Regions from separate parts of the Homo sapiens genome. Here region 1 is linked to region 2. The links are chromatin contacts, found by Hi-C in ENCODE. All regions are on one chromosome and are shown on one strand. Each heading gives the region's core, a stretch centred on a gene start or an enhancer-like site at or near the end of the contact. The rest is flanking DNA. Distances are from core to core; before and after follow the strand shown.

Region 1 (2,700 bases), core at 163-2,662, 110 kb after region 2:
CGCACCTGGGGGACAACTGCCCACTCAGGGGTTGGTCACCCTCCAAGGCTGGGCCCTGAGCTGCCTGCGCACAAACACATGCACACACACGTGCACATGCACACACACGCACACACAAACACACGCACACATGCATATACACACATGCACACTCACGCACATGCACGGACACATGCACACACGTGCGCACACAAACACACATACACACGTGCAACACATGCACACTCACGCACACACACAAACACGCATGGACACACGCACGCACACACAGGTACATGCACGCACACAGGCACATGTGTGCACACACGCATACACACACACACACAAACACGCAGGGACACACACAGGCACATGCGCGCATACACACGCACATGCGCGCACACGCACACACACACCCGCACCCACACACAAACGCGCACACACACGCACGCGCGCGCGCATGCACACACACACCCTGGCCTGCTATCCATCCAGGCCCCACTTCAGGGGAGTTGTTCAAATGGAAACATCTCTCCCAGGAGGCTGAGCTAAAATTCTCTCCTGCCTTCTGTAACAACAAAACAAAACAAAAGAGGAGAAAGCAGATTCCAGTGCTAATGGGGGATGCCAGGCAGAGGGAGGAGGGCACCCCACCAGGGAGACCAGAGGGGAGACCCACAGCAGCAGGTCAACCTGGAGGCAGGCATGGGGTGCACTCCCAGCTGCCTGGGCCTGAATCCCGTTCCCCCACGTCCAGCTCGCTCAGCCTGGGGCCGTCTACAAAAGGGGGTCACAGACCCAGCCTCCTTGGGCTGGGAAGAGATCAGGGAATGACACTGGCTGGGCATGACTTGGCACGTGGCAGGCAGTCGGCGCTCACTTAATGGCACCCGCCATCACTGCAGCATTCTTACCACTGCGTGAATGCCTCCTGCGTGCCAGCCTCCTGATAAAGGAGGTGCCTCACCCTAGGGGTCAACCATTCAATCCAATCCGGCCGCACTGGGCAGAAAAGGGGACCCTGTAGGCCTGAGTGGCCACTTCCCTCCCCGGGGCTGTCTCCCAGTCCCCACCGCCCACCCCTACTCCCGCTGCAGGAGGAGGATGGCCTTTGCCCTGAGGCTGCTAAGGAGCTTAGGGTGCCCCAGGGCTGTGCAGGGAGGGGCCCGTGTCACAGCTGGCCGGGCACCAGGCTACAACAAGGATTAGGATGCCACCTGGCCACAGCCCCACCCTGGCCTGGGCAGTCAGACACAGCTGGGTGGCTGAGTGACCCTGGGGGACTGAAGCCTCTGGGGACACTGCCTGCGATTCCCCCACCAGCCCTGCCATCGGCATCCTCTGTGGAAGCTGGAGAGAGAACAAGCCTCCAGCCTGGTATGTCCTGAGCTTTACTGAAACCACAGCAAACTCCCACAGCAGCAAACCACAGGTGCTTAATCTGTGCACATCCTCACCACCGCCACCGTCTAGGTTCCACTTTCTGTTTCAAAGAGGAGTGAAATCAAAGGGCTGTGGAGGGCACTGGAGGCGTGGCAGGCCCCAGGCTGGACACACACGTGGGAGGTGTCGTTCTCCAGCCAAGAAATGGCCACGGGCCAAGCACCCCCAGGCGCCCTTGTCCGGCTGTGAGTTGTGAGTTCCTGCAAGGGCTGACTGGGCTCACAGGACCCTGGACTCCAGGCGAGTGGGGGAAGGAGGGGGAGCGGATGGGGGTAGGGGGTGGGGGAGCAAGGGAATGGGGGAGGTGAGTGGATGGGGGAGGGGCAAGGCCACTGGTGGGAGATGATGGCAGGCAGAACCCATGGGTGAGGGGCGGCTGGGAGGTGAGGGGGAGGGGCAGGTAATGAAGGCAAGGACAGATGGCCGCAGGCAGATGGGCTGGGTGGCGCTGGGTGGTGGCTGGGAGTGGCTCTGTGGTAGGGAGGTTGCCCCAGGGGATGAGCAGGGAGAGATGGCAGGAGCTGAGGAAGCAGGGGGTGAAGGGGAGTGAGCAGGACAGGGGGGCTGTTTGGGTGGAAAGAAAGAGAGGGAGGAAGAAGGAGGGAGGAAGGTGTAGAAGGAGAGAAGGAAGGGGAGGAAGGGCAGGAAGGATGTGCTGGAAGGGTTGGGCGTCGGGGCAGGGATGCTGGCTGGGGTACCCGAGGGGGCAGTGCCCGAGAGGAACTGGCATCGACACCAGTCCCAAGCCCAGACCCAAGTGCAGGCGGCCCAAGCCCCAGGCCACAGAGACCCCCTTCAAGGCCGGCAGGGCCCCTGTGGCTGAATCTCACACCCCAGGAGGACGTGGTGGGGCTGCAGCCTCAGCCATGAGTGGCCTCGAGAGTCCCCACAGGGCTAGCCACAGGTCTCCCCTGCCATGCAGGCCCTGGAGGGCAGCCAGGGCTGGAAGGAGCGAGGAAAGAGGAATGTGCCTGGGGGAGGGCGCTCCTGCGGAGGGCACAGCCGGTGCAAAGGTCCCCAGGTGGGAATGTGCCTGGCGTGTTTGAGGAACTCCAGGGTGGCCTGGGAGGCTGTACGTGAGCGGTTGAGAGGGCTGCTGCAGGGAGATGAGGTCAGGGAGGTGACGGGGCTGGATCACGCCGGACCTGCAGCCCATGGCAAGGATTTTGGCTTTTTCCTGCTTGAGACAGGAGCCATGGATGGTTTGGAGCACAGGGGGGAACACACAGGGGGATGCAGTCGTCTGCCTTTATAAGAGCCCTCTGGCTGCTGCTTGGA
Region 2 (2,700 bases), core at 201-2,700:
GGGGCCGAGTGGGTCGGGCCACCTTCTCCTCACTGTCATTTTCCTTCCCACTCATGAAGGCCGGTTGGGGGGCAGGGCACGAGAGGGGGAATAAGGGCCTGGGGACATTCATCGGAACATGCTGGGCCTGCAACAGTACATCCCCTCTCCACCCAGCCCTTGCCTCAGTTTCCCCATGGTCATCAAGCTGGGACAATCCTTGCCACCATCCTAGGGCTAGGAGGGAGAGGGAGGGCTGGTTTGTGAACAGGCATCCCTTGCCTCTCCAAGGCCCCAAGATAAAACCCTGACCCGTCACTTCCACCCGTGGGGCCTGCCCACCTCTCTGACCTCTCCGCCCTCTCTGCCCTGGGCTGCTCACTCCACTCTACACCCTGCTATAGGCCTCTCTGCTGTCCACTGGACATACGCTCATGCGGCCACAGGGCCTTTGCACTGGTGGTTCCCAGGGGGTCTGGCTTTCCCTCACACTAAGGCTCTCATTGCCCTCCAATGTCACCTCCCCAGAGGCCCTCCCTGCCTGACCAGCCCACTCTCCCCTGCTCCCCATGCCCCATCTGCCCATCACCCACTCATCCCGTAAACAATGGTTTCCTTCTCCATGCCCTCACTAGAATGTAAGTGCCTGGAGTCAGGGCCTTGTCTGTGCAGTTTCCAGCGCCCCCGGCGCCTGGCGCATGCTGGTGCCATCAGTCACTTGCAGAATAAAGTAACAAAGGTGAAATTGCTGTTATGATCTTCCAAAATGCCAGAGGGACAGCTGAAGGAGCTGCACTCCAGCCCCCTCTTGGGGTGACCTCTAGGGGGTGTCCCAAAGCAGATCCAAAGGAGGGCAGCTAATCTCTGAGCGCCCACTGTGGCCCGTCATTAACTGAGTTATTCTTGCAATAAGCCATCCACGCCCACCTTACAGATGAGAAAACTGAGGCTTGGGGGAGGGGACTCCCAAGGCCAGGCCCTGCCAAAAAAGCACCCAGGCACCTTCTCTGAAGAGTAAGAGAGGGGAAGGCAGGCAGGCTCGGGGTTTTGCAATTGAAGCCACTATCTCTGGTCGTCTGCCAAGAAAACACCCAGGCAGAGCCACCTCGAAGAAAGTGCCAGCGGGCCGAAGGAGAATGTGATTTTCTCTCTCCCAAAGTCACCGGGGCGGGGGGCCAGATGAGAGTCATCTTGCGTCCATCCAGGAACACAGAGCTCCCCCACTGGGGCTGCCAGGCAGGAGGGATGATACTGGGCGGGCAGCCAGGAGCAGGGGTCGCCTGGGGGGCCCGCCCGTCCCACCAGCCCTTCCCGGGAGGCCCTGGCTGCCAGGGCCTACTCTGACGCATCTCGTCCGCGTCCTCCAGCGTCCGCCCGGCCCTGCGCAGTCGTGGCCGGCAGAGGGAGGGGTGGCGGGCTGCCGGCCAGGACGAGGTCAGCAGGCTGGCCAGAGTCCAGCCTCGTTCACTGAGAGGGCAAAGCAGGCCCCAAGGGCGGGGGCCTGGGCCTAGTCGCACAGGGCGGGACAAACCAGGTGTCCTGACTCCCAGCCGAGGACTCCTGCACCCGGGGGCTGTGTGCTGGACACTGGGCAAGGGGTGGACGTACGCCAGGCCCAGCTCGGGGAGGGAGGACACGGCCCTGGGCGGGGCTGCAGGGGAGAGGACGGGAGGCTGCAAGTGCCCTGCGGGGCCTCAGGCCTAGCCTGAGTGTTCTGGGGACGGACAGGATGCAAGCTGATCCCCCGGCTCCCCAGTCCGGGGCCAGCCACATGGACCCAAAATACAGACTCTGGGAGGCAGCTTATCAATGGGGCTGCCCCATGACCTCAGCGGTCCCCCGGCGAAGGCAGAAACATGTGTTTCTATGACTCTGTCCCCACAGCCAGCAGGAGCGGGGCGGGGAGCCGTCTGCCCTGACCCCGCTATCCAGGCACAATGGCCCTGGCTGCCTGCCTCCAGGGCAGACCCAGCCACACCATGAACACTGTTTTCCAAGCTGGGACTGTCGGGCAAGAAGCTCAGGGATTTGGTGCCCTCAGAAACCCGCAGGCCAGGCCTTTGCTCATCACAGGGTCAGGGTCAGGCCGTCCACTTCTCACACGCATGGGCGCGGTTCCTGTTGGCAGTGGTTCCTGGGGACCCTGAGATTTTGTTTTGTGGAACCTATAGAGATCCGGGTGAACCTCAGTTCCTAGGGAATGTCCTAGGACTTCCCCCTTTAACATGGCCCAGGGTGAACCCCAGGGCAGAGACAAGGGCCCCGCATGACCCTGCGGGTCTGATTTTCCTCCCTCGCTTGCTCTGCCCAGGACCATTCCAAGGGACTTGGGAGGGGAGAAAACAGACCACACTGTAGTTGAAATAAAATGGCCTGCCTGCCCCACCAGAAAACAATTCCTCCAGCCATCCAGATGTGAGCAGGACGCAGTCTCCGCGGGTCTGCCCTCTGCCAACCGAGATTGGCCCTAACTTGGGTAGCCATCTTTGGTTCTGGGCTGGAGGCCTTGAGGCCCAAAGCATCTGTGCTGAAAATGGGTAAAAGGTGGCATTCTCAGGGATGTGGGGTCACCCAGGCCAGGAGCAAAGACAGAGGCCAGAAAGGAAAGAACACACCTCAGAGACATCAACACCCAAACAGGACGACACTGGGGTCCTCCAGGCCACCCCAGCTGGAGAGGAATTTGCAAGGGGAACCTCTGCACCTGTGATCCAAGGTGAT

Evidence for each region. Hi-C counts contacts between places; a loop is a spot of excess contacts on that map. Pooled maps may share reads with other maps.
Region 1: a map of heart left ventricle shows a loop between it and region 2 (1.9-fold over the local background). The contact joins two enhancer-like sites. A Hi-C loop is called at or near these places in 4 of 168 maps with a recorded cell type or tissue (K562, body of pancreas, breast epithelium and 1 more) and 4 of 50 pooled maps.

What each region holds. Positions count from the first base shown.
Region 1 is chr12:124,479,144-124,481,843 of GRCh38, forward strand. All of the region lies in intron 5 of NCOR2 (nuclear receptor corepressor 2), which reads right to left. Among named protein-coding and RNA genes, the nearest start is that of NCOR2, 87 kb to the right of the region's middle. RefSeq lists enhancers at 1-218, 728-1,237, 1,238-1,745. Within about 2 kb of position 1,413, at least 16 of the 41 ENCODE cell types and tissues checked have a DNase peak (open chromatin) inside an H3K27ac peak, as active enhancers do; they include body of pancreas, breast epithelium and heart left ventricle, where a contact is called at or near this core.
Region 2 is chr12:124,368,206-124,370,905 of GRCh38, forward strand. All of the region lies in intron 22 of NCOR2 (nuclear receptor corepressor 2), which reads right to left. Among named protein-coding and RNA genes, the nearest start is that of MIR6880, 32 kb to the left of the region's middle. RefSeq lists an enhancer at 880-1,381. Within about 2 kb of position 1,451, at least 29 of the 41 ENCODE cell types and tissues checked have a DNase peak (open chromatin) inside an H3K27ac peak, as active enhancers do; they include body of pancreas, breast epithelium and heart left ventricle, where a contact is called at or near this core.